Regions from separate parts of the Homo sapiens genome. Here region 2 is linked to region 1. The links are chromatin contacts, found by Hi-C or POLR2A ChIA-PET in ENCODE. All regions are on one chromosome and are shown on one strand. Each heading gives the region's core, a stretch centred on a gene start or an enhancer-like site at or near the end of the contact. The rest is flanking DNA. Distances are from core to core; before and after follow the strand shown.

Region 1 (6,976 bases), core at 1-2,500:
TTCCCAAGTAGCTGGGACTACAGGCACCCACCACCACGCCTGGCTAATTTTTGTATTTTTTTTTAGTAGATACGAGGTTTCACCATATTGGCCAGGCTGGTCTCAAACTCATGACCTCGTGATCTGCCTGCCTCAGCCTCCCAAAGTGCTGGGATTACAGGCGTGAGCCACCGTGCTCAGCCCAGTTTTGCCATTTTCTGCAGCAGATGTCAGTTCTTTGAGTGACATGAAGATAGAGATTTGCTAGGTGAGGGGAAGAGTAAAGGAACTAGTGAATTGAAAGGCCTCTTTAAAAGGAGATTAGTTAAAATAATGGACCACAGTGTCTACACTGCATAGAGAAGGAAATAAAGGCAGTGAAGAGCTAATAAATCAGAAGGAAATGGAAGAATTACACAGCTGCTGGATTCCATGTGGTGGGAGACTGGTTATAGTTGGCAGATGGGAATGAAAGATGAAAAGAGAGGAAGCTGTAGTCGTAGGGGAGAAGACTTAGTTCAGAAGAGAGGGGTGAGTCCTGGGTTATGGCCATCTCTAGCAGTTAGCTATTGCCAAAGTGGAGGGAAGAAAGTCACTAGAGGGGCTGCAAGTCTAGTGTTCTGTTTATCCACGTTGAAGATGCATGACGAAGCCTGGACCGGGAGAGAGGAAGCCAACATGGCAAGAGCAGAAATCTTCAGGGTCTCAAGAATGAGTGGGAGGTTAGTGGATGATAGAGACAGTGGCTGAAAGAAGAAATACTGCGGTCAGAAGTGCCTGGCCAATTGAGGGTCCTTTTACTGAAGAAAGGAAGGGCAATTGTTTGAAAATTGATTCAGGGACTTTAGAAGGATGCGAATCCCATCTGCAGCCCTGAGGGGTAGTCAAATTAGCATCCTCCTCCAAGGGATGCCAGGACTATTCCAGGACAACCGAGCTTCAGGAAGGCAAAGAGGTAGAAGGTATTCTGTGTAGGCGTAGGTGCAGAAGTAGGTGAAATGGATTTGACTAAAGGGTCCCAGAGGGTACATGGAAAACTTTTCATAGGAGAGGAGCCATGGGAACTCTAGTTACAGGAAGCCCAGAAGAAACTGCAGGTGGGAGCAGAGGAGAGGAAGGATACATGGAGAGTTTACATTTTGCAAGGTGAGCAAGACAGAGAAATGCTGCCGCACAGAATGAACTGGTCTCGAGGTTTCAAAGTCAACTGTGGTAGCTTGAATGAAGTGCAGCTGAGGCTCAAGGTTGAGTGGCCCTGGCCACGGTCCACCTGGCTAGCAGGCAGTGTCTTCTGCTAACCCATCCGGTGTCCTCTACCCCCTCACCTAGTCTTCCCCCAGGCCCCACTGGATGCAAGAACAGGGTCATTTTCAACTTCAGGAATAATGTCACCGTAAACCAAACACCAACCTTGGCTGGTCTTTGTTACTATTCCCTTAATGCAGGCTGCACACTAGAAATTTTCATTCTAGATGTCCCAGTCACTTAATTTCAGAGCACTTATTTTTCTTTTAAATACTTTCACTTTTCTCTTTGCCTTTTTTCTTAAATGACTTCACTTTTATTTCATGCTTTAAAGTTTGTAGATCATTTCCATGAAATAATTCATTAGACAAATTCATTATTGTAATTTCATTACAATAACTAAGCAGGCCAGGCAGCATTATTCAATTTCCACAGATGAGTAAACTCAGACTTTGGGAAATCGTTTTTCAAGGGCATCTTTAGTTCAATGCTCTTTGGTTGTCACGAAGGGCCTGTCCTTTGAACTGCAAAGTCACAGCACATACTGACAGAGTTACTCTGAAACATGCAAAACGATTATGATGCCGTTGTGTGATATATTTAAAAATGAAACCTAAGAGTTTAGTAATAATAGCTTCCTGTTACTATTACTTTGTCATCTCTCAAGGACTTTTAAATCACTGAGAAATATATTTGTTCTTTTCTGAAAACCACATGAATGCAGATGACAGCGACAGATAATCAATCACGAGAATGATAAAGTGTGGTGGCTGCGCTGGAAACAATGAGTACGTTTAAAATCTGTTTAAGGTGACAGTTGTCTCTGAAAAATAGGAGTTGATGGGCCTCAGCCAGTGCTTCTAAGATTTTTATCATTCTGAGAGAGTAACTGCCTTTTCAATCCAGATTTTAAAAAGTCAGAAACTTCCTGAATGAGCAACTCTTAGAATGAACTTGGCACTTAACATGTTTGGAGATCTGGGAAGAAGGAAGGTTTTCATGGTTGTTTTCAATCTTATCTAAACATACTTGGCCAGAATTATAAGAAGTAAAAATACCCAAAGTGTTCATCCCTTAAAGCAAAACAGATGTCAATTAGGGATGCAGCATATACATTGTGATCAACTTGTAATGACCCCAAATCTTTATTGGGCTTTTTAGTAAGTATTTTGTATTTTACAGTATTCACCTGACTCATGATATTGTTGTTTTTGTAGGTAGGATGATGGTCTACCTGCAATTACATGGTTCAAAGTAATGTTTATCTAAAATATAAGACAGTTAAAGCTCATTCTTTGATACTCACTCCTCTATGCTACCTGAAAAATATCTTCAGTTCTCCTTCTCAATTTTTTATTCTTTTTTCAAGATAGGTAATCTGTAAGGCTCATACAAACACACATCAAAGATCTGCACCTGGACTCTTTTTTTTTTTTGAGATGGAGTTTCTCTCTTGTCTCCCAGGCTGGAGTGCAATGGCATGATCTAGGCTCACTGCAACCTCAGCCTCCTAGGTTCAAGCAATTCTCCTGCCTAAGCCTCCTCAGGAGCTAGTATTACAGGTGCATCACCATGCCCGGCTAACTTTTGTATTTTTAGTAGAGACGGGGGTTTCACCATGTTGGCCAGGCTGGTCTCGAACTCCTGACCTCAGGTGATATGCCTGCCTCGGCCTTCCAAAGTGCTGGGATTACAGGTGTGAGCCAACGTGCCCAGCCTGCACCTGGACTCTTGATCCTTTGGCTGACATTCCTCTCCACATCTAGATCACACTCCACAGCTCATTTCCTAGAGGAAACCTGTCATCCAGAGAGAAGGGAGAAAACAATTAAGAGACCTAAAAACCTGCCCAAGAAATTCTTAAATCCAGCTATAATCAACTAACACATTATTGCTTTATATTTATTCATCAGCCATAGTCATTTAAGTGTTAAATAAACAATGCAAACTCTGTCCTCTCCTTTAGTTACTTTTTATAGAGTTAAGGGGAACAAGAATAAAATACTCTTCTCCTCCCACCACCACCACCCCAGCATCATATCATACCCAGCTTGAGGGATTTCTTTACATAATCTGAAATGCTATAAATATATACTGTGGTTAGCTGATTCACATAACAAAAAAAAATGATTAAACATGTGTTATGCATCAGGAGACTGATGAAATATCACCATGGAAACTTTGATGCTGAGTTTATACGTGTAAAATTTTCACTTGCAAGATTACAGTTGCAAGTATCTTTGCCCAGATAATTGGGCTTCTTCATCAGAAGCAGGGAATCACCTTCCCATTTTACTAACCACCTACCTTGAACATTAGTCTAAATTGTCAGTATGATTTGTCATTTTTTTCACAGCTGAAGTGACAATAACAATCGTCCTCACATCTGTATTTTTCTATAAAGTTAACAGAGATAATTCACATGAAAGCATGATTATTTGGCCAATATGCATCACCTCAATGCGTGTTATAGTGTTCCTAACAGTGGTTTTATATCTTTCTATCTGTATATATATATATCTCCATTCTTCACCCCAGAATAGTGTACATTCAAGATTTCCAGCAGATTTTGGCATTCCACTTTTGACAATCGATTGACGATTTTCTTTTAAAGAATTTAAATGATGATATGAGGAAAGGAAGACAGGAGACCTGAAGTCAAAATCTCATCAGCCCATGATCAACAAACTCATCTAGTACAGATATTTACATGGGTTGTGCTTTATAATCAACCAACTGACAGAGATTACAACATCTCTGTCATGAGAAGCTTACAAAGAATGCATTATAAGAGTAATATCATTTTCTCCAAATGTTTTAGAAACATTAACAATAAACAGAAATACAACCAATAGGATTTGTAGTTTTTCATATAAGATAATAGCATATTTATGTATGTACAAATATCCTGTATTAAGCGTTAATAAAGTCCTTTATATAACTTAGATATGTATATATATGCATACCTACCTACATCAGTGTCCTTTAATTACACTAATATTAAGCAGAATTCTTCTACTAAATATTTAATGCCAACCAACCACAATCTATTGCATTAAAGTGCATTTGTCCTAAACATGATTTTAATTCATTCTGCAATAATAGTCATATCACTATTATCTATAAACTCCTGTCTGAATTTGTCAAGTCCACAGAAATTTTTAAATAAATGTTATATAGGAACTGGATTTAGACAACCCATGGTTATTATGTGTAAACGTCCTGTTGTGGAAATCTGATAGAAATATAAACAGTGAAAAAGAAAGAAATGACAGCTAGGTCACTACCAAACTGAGTTGAAATTCAGCCAGGCAATTTACTAAATTCAGTCTGTTTTTTATTGTTGTCCTCTTGCTGTCCATTTCAAATTGATTAAATATTTCTTTGAATCCTATACAAATTTTCATTAAAGATACAGTCATAAATAAGAAGCTTACTAATATCTGCTCAGTTTCCAAGTTTTAGCCTGCATTCCACCCTCCCCACAAAAGTTCATTATAGAAAGCTTCTAAAACACAAGAGAAGCCAGGCATGTGGGTTGCACCTGTCACCCCAGCACTTTGGGAGGCTTAGGAGGGAGGTTCACTTGAGGCCAGGAGTTCAAGACCAGCCTGGGAAACAAAGCAAGACCTTGTCTTTGAAATAAATAAATTTTGAAAATGCAAAATAAAACAGAAGACACATGAATACAGAACTGATTAAGGAGCACAAATATATTTCAGCTACATTAAAGATTGTATATAAGTGTATACAGTTATTAGCTTTTTGACAAAGGAGCCAAAGCAATCCAATGGAAAAATAAAGTACTACTAAACAAATGGTACTGAAATATCTAGATATCCTTTTTTTTTTTTTTTTGAGGCAGAGTCTTGCTCTATCACCCAGGCTGGAGTGCAGAGGCATGATCTCAGCTCACTGCAACCTCCGCCTCCCCTCCCAGGTTCAAGCGACTCTCCTGACTCAGCCTCCTGAGTAGCTGGGATTACAGGTGCGTGCCACCATGCCTGACTAATTTTTTGTATTTTTAGTAGAGGCGAGGTTTCAACATGTTGGCCAGGCTGGTCTCAAACTCCTGACCTCGTGATCCCCCCACCACGGCCTCCCAAAGTGCTGGGATTACAGGTGTGAGCCGCAGCGCCCGGCCAATATCCATATTTTTAAAAATGAAGCTCAGTCCGGGTGCGGTGGCTCACGCCTGTAATCCCAATACTTTGGGAGGCTGAGGTGGGTGGATCACGAGGTCAGCAGATCAATACCCTCCTGGCTAACACGGTGAAACCCCGCTCTACTAAAAATACAAAAAAATTAGCTGGGCATGGTGGCAGGCACCTGTCGTCCCAGCTACTCGGGAGGCTGAGGCAGGAGACTGGTGAGATCACGCCACTGCACTCCAGCCTGGGCGACAGAGCAAGACTCTATTTCAAAAAAAAAAAAGAAACTCAACCTCTATCTCTCACCATATACAAAAATAGATTTGAGGTAGATGATATGCCTAAATATAAAAGCTAAAATCATAATGCTTTCAAAGGAAAAGAGGAGAGTCTCTTCATTACTTGCTGTGATCTTTAATTGTATGGATCCACTTGGCTAGGCCACAGTATCTTACCCAGATATTTGGTCAAACACTAGTCTAGATGTTGTTGTGAAGGTATTTTGAGATGAGGTTAAGATTTAAAGCAGTAGACTTTGAGTAAAGCAGATACCCTCCATAATGTGGTAGACCTCATTCAATCAGTTAAAGATCAGTTAAAGGCCTTTAGAATAAAAGATTGAGGTCCGCTGAAGAAGAAATAATTCTACCATTGGACTTGAGCTGCATCAACCCTTCCTTGGGTCTCCAGCCTGCTGGTCTACCCTGCAGATTTTTGTACTTGCCAACCTCTACAATCTTGAAAGCCAATCCCTTAAAATCTCTCTCTTTCTCCCTCTATATGTGTGTGTATATATATACACACACATAATATATATGTATAGGTATTTATGTATATATACACATAATATATGTATGTATTTATGTATATATATACATAATATATGTATATGTATCATGTATATATACACATAATATATGTATATGTATTTATGTATATATACACATAATATATGTATATGTATTATGTATATAATATAATTTATGTATATAATATATGCATATGTATTTATGTATATATACATAATGTATATGCATATGTATTTATGTATATATACATAATGTATATGCATATGTATTTATGTATATATACATAATGTATATGCATATGTATTTATGTATATATACATAATGTATATGCATATGTATTTATGTATATATACATAATGTATATGCATATGTATTTATGTATATATACATAATGTATATGCATATGTATTTATGTATATATACATAATATATATGCATATGTATTTATGTGTATATATACATAATATATATGTATATGTATTATGTATATATATACACAATATATATATACACACACATAAAATGTGTCCCACCAAAGCATAGAAAGAGAGGTAAGAAGTCGTAACGTGTCTGTTGCATTTCATGAATGAATGAATGAATGAAAGAGTAAATGAATTCTGACTAAGAGAGATTTATTTATAAACACAGTACCATTTACATTAGAACCAACAAGAATGAAGTACTTAGAAACAAATTAAACAACATATATATATACACACACGCACGCATACACACACGTGCACATATACGCACACACACACCCTATTTGTTCTGTTTCTCTGGAGAATCTAG
Region 2 (6,976 bases), core at 2,939-5,438, 460 kb before region 1:
AACCTGGACTCACCGCTGCAGCCTGGAGTTCCAGCTAACCACCCTGGTGGGATCCAGAAACAGCAATGAGGCCAGCGTAGTTGGGGCAGAATGAGCAAGGAGAAAGTGGTACTAGATGAGGCCAGAGAGGTGGGGAGGATGTGGGGGAAGAGAAGATCTGAGGGCCTTGGAGATTTCTCCTGGGAGTAAGATGGGAATCGCTATAGCAGAGGAGGGACCTCACCTGACTTCAGCTGCTGTGCTGACAAAAGGCTTGAGCAACGGGCAGCCAAAGAAAAAAACCACGGTCCTAGTAACTCAGTGCTTCTCTTCATCAGTCTTCACAAAAAGAACTGTGGAAACTGGAATTCCTTGGAATTCCTAATATAATAATGATAATTATTTTTTCTCCAGCGAGCTACTGGACCCCAAACCATTCCCATTGATACGGATACCAGAGCAGAATCGTGCCACCAGGTGGCGCCAAGATGCAACCGGGATGGAACCGATTTGGCTCTTGCCTCCGGACCAGCGAAGGGCCCTCAAGTCATTCACTGACCTCACGACAACGTCACCCCGTGTTTAACGCAACTGAAATTTCTGGACCTCATGTATGGCAAGTTTTTACTGTATTAGTTTATTGTTTTAATCCTAATTGTAATTCATTTTATTTTCTTAAATGGAAGTACACTCATCTAAACTCGTTCTAGAAAAATAGTTAATTTTGTAAATAAATGTTGTGCTCATATAGTTTCAAGAAATTACTGTGGTTAAGGTGTAGTCAACCAAGAAATGTTTTATTTTCAAAAGGTCATACATACTGTTTTTAAGTCTTTACTAACATCACATGCCCACCAAAGTGGGACATGATCTATTTTTCTCATAGCGCTCGTGGCAGACTCATATATTGTGATATAGAAATTTTATTTTAAACACAACAATAGTAAAAGGATATATGTATAAAAGTAAATCTTGTATTCTTAAGTCCTAAATCTCCCTAGACCTGAAAACAAAAATGTCAAACCAGAAGCCAATTTATTTTAAAAAATAAGAGTTTGGGCCTGGCGCGGTGGCTCACGCCTGTAATACCAGCACTTTGGGAGGCTGAGGTGGGCGAGTCACGAGATCAGGAAGTCCAGAACAGCCTGGCTAACACGGTGAAACCGCGTTTCTACTAAAAAATACAAAAAATTAGCCGGGCGTGGTGGCACGCGTCTGTAGTCCCAGCTACTCAGGAGGCTGAGGCAGGAGAATCCCTTGAACCCAGGAGGCCGAAGTTGCAGTAAGCCGAGATTGTGCTACTGCACTCCAGTCTGGAGACAGAGCGAGACTTTGTCTCAAAAAAAAAAAAAGTGTTTGATCAGTAGATCTCACATCACTTTTCACAGTCTCCCTTTCCACACTTAGAACCATGAGCACTGTAAGCATACAGTAAAAACTTCCCAGATGCACACCAACTGTTCTTTCTCTTATCATAGTCATGCTCCATGTTTTGTTATAACCAGGTTACTTAAGGCAACTGGCACTATTTTTCGCTGTCTTCTTTTTACCTCTTATAAAAGAAAATAGTCTTCAGTACTTTGATCATGACCCTTCAGAATATCCTATTCTGGCCGGCTTTCAATATCTGCTTCCTATACAGACAGGTGTAAATGCACTAGAGTTCCTTACTTTCCTGGGTTGCTGTTAGAGGATAAGAAACTTTAGTAACAATTTATGGCCCTAGGTACTATGATGCCTGAACTACCTCTGGTCTACCCTGGGATCTATTTGAACGCAGTGTTCTAAGGCAGTTAAATCAAACAATTATCATGTTTTAACTTGATTTAATAGCACACATTAAAATCCTGCGGAATTAATTACATAAAATGAGCACAATTAGCCACAGCACAACAACTATAAAGAAAGAGATTGCATGTGATTGTGTCAGGGTGAGCCACAGGACCCTGGGGGTAGCATCTCCAGTTGTGTTATGTGACAGCCGAAACCTGCTGGAGGAAAACATCTAGGAAAACATCTTGCTTACAGAGTTGGAGTGGAATTCTGGTGACTCCACTGAATCCTAAAAAGAATGGTAAAAGGTTTTAGAGGAATTTTCTATAACCCTGATAAATAAATGAAAATTATAATAAGATATATTTTGGTCTCTTAAATATTAAATTAACCATAGAATAAAGTCCTTCTTATTCTAACATTTGGAGATCAAAAGCCTAGCAGCCCATTTCCCAGTCAAAAGGATCACACGCAAGACACATAGCTGGAAAACAGAAAAATAAATTCAAGGGAAACACACAGTCCTTTCTCAGATGTGATCAAGGATCACAAGGCAATGGAGGGGATCTAGGGCTATGAAAGCAAAAGTATAAAACAGACAAAGGAAACAGTCCCCCCCACCAAAAAATCCAAATGTTTAGATATCTACTTCCAGCATGACACCAGGAGGGGCTCCACAGACATGCTTCCCAGTGAAAATGGTGAAATTATAAAAACAAACAGTTCAGTGAGATGGAGATTTCATTCCAGGTGCAGTTAACAATACAGGACTATCTGGACCCTCAGATCCCACATGTAGGACTATCTTCACAGAAGAAGCGGCCATTGGCAGGTCTCAGATCGTTCCTAGCTACCTGTTGATGAGGCCAAGTTCTAGGTGAATGCCAAAAAGTGGATGCTCCCTTTTTCTGCCTAGTCCTCCATGCTGGGATTGTGGCAGGCTGGGTCTCAGTAATTCAGGCCTCCATAACAACTGTTTCAGTATTGACTGAGTGGTTAAGTTAAATATTAAAAGCTAAACAAAAGCCAGTGCCCTTATACCAAGGCTGAAATATGACAAAAGCCCACCAAGAGTTTTGCCTAGGTCTTTCCTAGGCCTTAAAACATGACAAAATAACAAAGGAATTGTTAACAGGACCCATTTAGGATTAAACAAGTTTTATTGGGGGGATCTGAAGAAACTCCCCAGGCCTCCATAAACAAGCTTATTGGAGGTCTGAAGGAACTCCCCAAACCTCTGTAGTTTAGCAGGAGACAAGATAGGGGTAATCACCCCAGCACCTGTACCCATTTAGATTAAGTAAATTTACTGAGGCTCCAGAGGAAGGTCTTCAGGACTCAGACCTTAGTTATAGATTAAAAGAAGTTAATCACTTATGTCTTTAGATGCATTCACACTTACACATAGACATATAGCTTAGAAGGTATATAAGCTCTGGAAATTTTTGTAATTTTGAGTTGGTCTGGTGATAATTTCCAGGCCTTCTGTAACTGGTTGCAGAAATAAAAGCTCTCTTCCTCCCCAGTTCATCTGTAACTCCTCACTGGGCCATGAGAAAGAGCAGCCCAACCCTCAATTTGGTCCGGGAACAGGACGGAGGCTCTACTTTGGGCAGGACACTAATAGGAATCCTAGGACCCTGATGGTGCTTGCTCTTGCTCAGATCCTGAAGTGGGGGTTAAACTCAGAGAGAAGCATGTCATTTTCTCCACACACAGAACCTTGATTAAGAGATTTTGCTAGGCCGGGCATGGTGGCTCACACCTGTAATCCCAGCACTTTGGGAGGCCGAGGCGGGCGGATCACAAGGTCAGGAGTTCGAGACCATCCCGGTGAACACGGTGAAACCACGTCTCTACTAAAAATACAAAAAAAAAAAAAAAAAATTAGCCAGGCGTGGTGGGCACCTGTAGTCCCAGCTACTCAGGGAGACTGAGGCAGGAGAATGGCATGAACCCAGGGGGCAGAGCTTGCAGGGAAAGGAGATTGCGCCACTGTACTCCAGCCTGGGCGACAGAGCAAGGCTCCGTCTCAAAAAAAAAAAAAAGATTTTGCTCATGGATGAAAGAAAAGAACAGAAAACAGAAATCTCTTAATTATTTCCTAAAGAAATTGACTTCATTTGCAACAGAGCCAGGAAAAGTTCAGGCCTAAGGGCACAATCAAAACCAGCTGATATTGTGGTAAAAGACAACTTTAGGCTTACTAGTTTGTCAGAGAGGTCCAAGGAAGGAGACAGCTGGGAGGAGCCCTCCGGGGTTCCACATGAATCTCAAACATTGACCTGAAAACTATTCAAAAGAGCCACAATAGATTGAATAGTCTGTAGAACAATTTATGCCCCCAGGACATAACCAGTTTGTGCGTAGTGGAGTTTAATAACTAGGTGTGACCAGGGAAAGAAAAAGTCAAAGATAGCTTTGCCAACACCACTGTCATCCTAGGGTGACTCAGGGTATACCCAAGGCCTTACCACCAAAGAATAACATCAGAAACTTCAGGCAATGGAGCTATAACGAGAAAGAACAAGAGGAAAATAAACCTCACTAAATGATCCAGACAGTAACAAAAGTTGTCAGTAAGCAAAGAGCAATTCCAAGTCCTAGGGATGGGGAGAAGTACTCAGAGTTACAACAGTATGTTCTCTACAGTGGGGTTTTAGGTAACATTTTTGTCTAGTATCCAACAAAAAATATTGTGAGACATATAAGAAACAGGAAATTGTGACCCATACCTCCAAAAAATAGACAACAGAAACTGACTGTGAGAGTGACCAGATGTCATATTTAAAAGGCAAAGTTTCAAGTAACTGTTATAAATATTTTCAAAAAAACGAAAAGAAACCATGTTTTAAAAGATAAAGATATGATGACAATGTTGCACCTAATAGAGTACCACTAAAGAGACAAATATTATTTTTTTAAAAAGCCAAACGTAAATTCTGGAGTTGAAAAGTATAACAACTAAAAGAAAAATTTAGTAGAGGGACTCAACAGTGGATTTAAACTGGCAGAAGAAAAATTAGCAGACTTGGGGATAGATTGACAAAGATTATGTAACCTGAAGAACAGAGAAACAAAAGAATAAAAAAAATTAGCAGAGACTCAGAAAAGTTGTGACACTAAGCACACCAATTACCAATATATACATAATGGGCAAACCAAAAGAAGAGAGAAAAGAGCAGAAAAAAATATTTGGAGAAATAATGGCTTAAAAATTTTCCAAATTTTGTAAAAAACAGTGATCTACACATGCAGAAAACTCAACAAACGTCAAGTAGAACAACCAAAAAGAGAGTCACAGACACGTGACAGTAAAATTCTAAAATCTTAAGACAGAGAAAGTTTTGAAAGCAGAAAGAGAAAACTGGCTTATCATTTAAAAGAGAATCTCAATAAGATTAACAGCTGACTTCTCAATAGAAACAACAGTAGCCAAAGGGCAGTGTGATAACATATTTAAAAAAACCTGTCAACAGAGAATCCTACAACTAGTTAAGGTATCATTAAAAAAATCATGACAAAAAAGAAAAGAAAAGACGCCTTGAGATAAACAAAAACTGAGAATTTGTTGCTAGAAGACAAGACTTACGAGAAGTACTAAAATAAATTCTTCAGGCTGAAAGCAAGTAAGTCTAGAGAGTAATTTGAGTTTACACAAAAATACATGCACACAAAAAGCCATTAAAAGTAATTATGTAATTATAAAGGACAGTATAGATGCATATTTCTTTTCCCTTATTCTCGTAAGTAATGTAAAAAGCAATTATATTAAAAAGTCTGTGTATAATGTATGCTGTGCCCTATAAGACATAGAAATAGAATATATTGCCAGTAACAGCACAAGATGAAATGAGTAGGAGCAAAGCTATGTTGGGATAAAGAGATTACTTCAGATTGTAACTCAAATACACAGGAAGAAATGGAGAGAAACAGAAATGATTAAAGGTGGGGAAGTGATTAAAAATAAATAGGAGTAGGGTGGGGCACAGTAGCTCATGCCTGTAATCCTAGCACTTTGGGAGGCCAAGGCAGGTGGATTGCCTGAGCTCAAAAATTCAAGACCAGACTGGGCAACATGGTAAAACCCGGTCTCTACCAAAAATAAACATAAAAAATTAGCCAGGCATGGTGGCATGTGTCTGTGGTTCCAGCTATTCGGGAGGCTGAGATGGGAAGATCACTTGAGCCTGGGAGGTGGAAGTTGCAGTGAGCTGAGATTGTGCTACTGCACTTCAACCTGGGTGACAGAGTGAGACCCTGTCTCAAAATAAATAAATAAATAAATACATAAATAGGAGTAACATTCCTATCGCTCACTGCAATTAAGTTAGCACAAATCTGATAGAAATGACAGAAGAAATAGAAAATTCAACAATAATAGTTAGAAACTTCAATACCTCATTTCCAATAGTAGACAAGCAATGAGGAAAAAGATCAACAAAGAAGTAGAAGACTTCAGTAAAAATCTAAAAATCAGCTAGACCTAACAGACATCTATAGGATACTCTACACAACAGTAGGAGAACATGCTTTGTTCTCAAGTGCACACAAAACATCTCCAGGACAGACCACAAGCTAGGCCATAAAATAAACCTCACTAAAGTTTAAAGTACTGAAATAACATTAAGTATGTTTTGTTATTGATTCTTAATTTCATTTCACTGGGATCTGTGACGGTTAATACTGTCAACTTGATTAGATTGAAGGATGCAATATTGATCTTGGGTGTATCTGTAAGGGTGTTGCCAAAGGAGATTAACATTTGAGTCAGTGGGCTGGGGAAGGCAGACCCACCCTTAATTCAGTGGGCACCATCTAATCAGCAAACATAAAGCAGACAGAAAAACATGAAGTGGTGAGATGGGCCTAGCCTCCCAGCCTACATCTTTCTCCCGTGCTGGATGCTCCCTGCCCTCAAACATCAGGCCCCAAGTTTTTCAATTTTGGGACTCGGACTGGCTGTCCTTGCTCCTCAGCTTGCAGATAGCCTATTGTGGGATCTTGTGATCATGTAAGTTGATAAGTAAGCTTGTCTATGTCTATGTCTGTCTATGTCTATGTCTATGTCTATGTCTATGTCTATGTCTATGTCTATGTCTATGTCTATGTCTAGTCTATGTCTATGTCTCTAGCTCTAGCTCTAGCTCTATCTCTACCTCTATCTCCTGTTAGTTCTGTCCCTCTAAGAGAACCCTGACTAATACAGGATCTGAATTTAGGA

The links. Hi-C counts contacts between places; a loop is a spot of excess contacts on that map. ChIA-PET counts read pairs that join two places held with the same protein, here RNA polymerase II (POLR2A). Pooled maps may share reads with other maps.
Region 2: a loop to region 1 is called in a map with no recorded cell type, with 2.4 times the contacts of the local background. The contact joins two enhancer-like sites. A Hi-C loop is called at or near these places in 1 of 37 single-sample maps with no recorded cell type and 2 of 50 pooled maps. POLR2A ChIA-PET finds 5 or more read pairs at or near these places in 1 of 52 experiments (activated T-cell).

What each region holds. Positions count from the first base shown.
Region 1 is chr1:233,594,119-233,601,094 of GRCh38, reverse strand. No RefSeq gene overlaps it. Among named protein-coding and RNA genes, the nearest start is that of KCNK1, 16 kb to the left of the region's middle. Within about 2 kb of position 1,250, at least 2 of the 41 ENCODE cell types and tissues checked have a DNase peak (open chromatin) inside an H3K27ac peak, as active enhancers do.
Region 2 is chr1:234,059,508-234,066,483 of GRCh38, reverse strand. All of the region lies in intron 2 of SLC35F3 (solute carrier family 35 member F3), which reads right to left. Among named protein-coding and RNA genes, the nearest start is that of SLC35F3, 160 kb to the right of the region's middle. Within about 2 kb of position 4,188, at least 3 of the 41 ENCODE cell types and tissues checked have a DNase peak (open chromatin) inside an H3K27ac peak, as active enhancers do.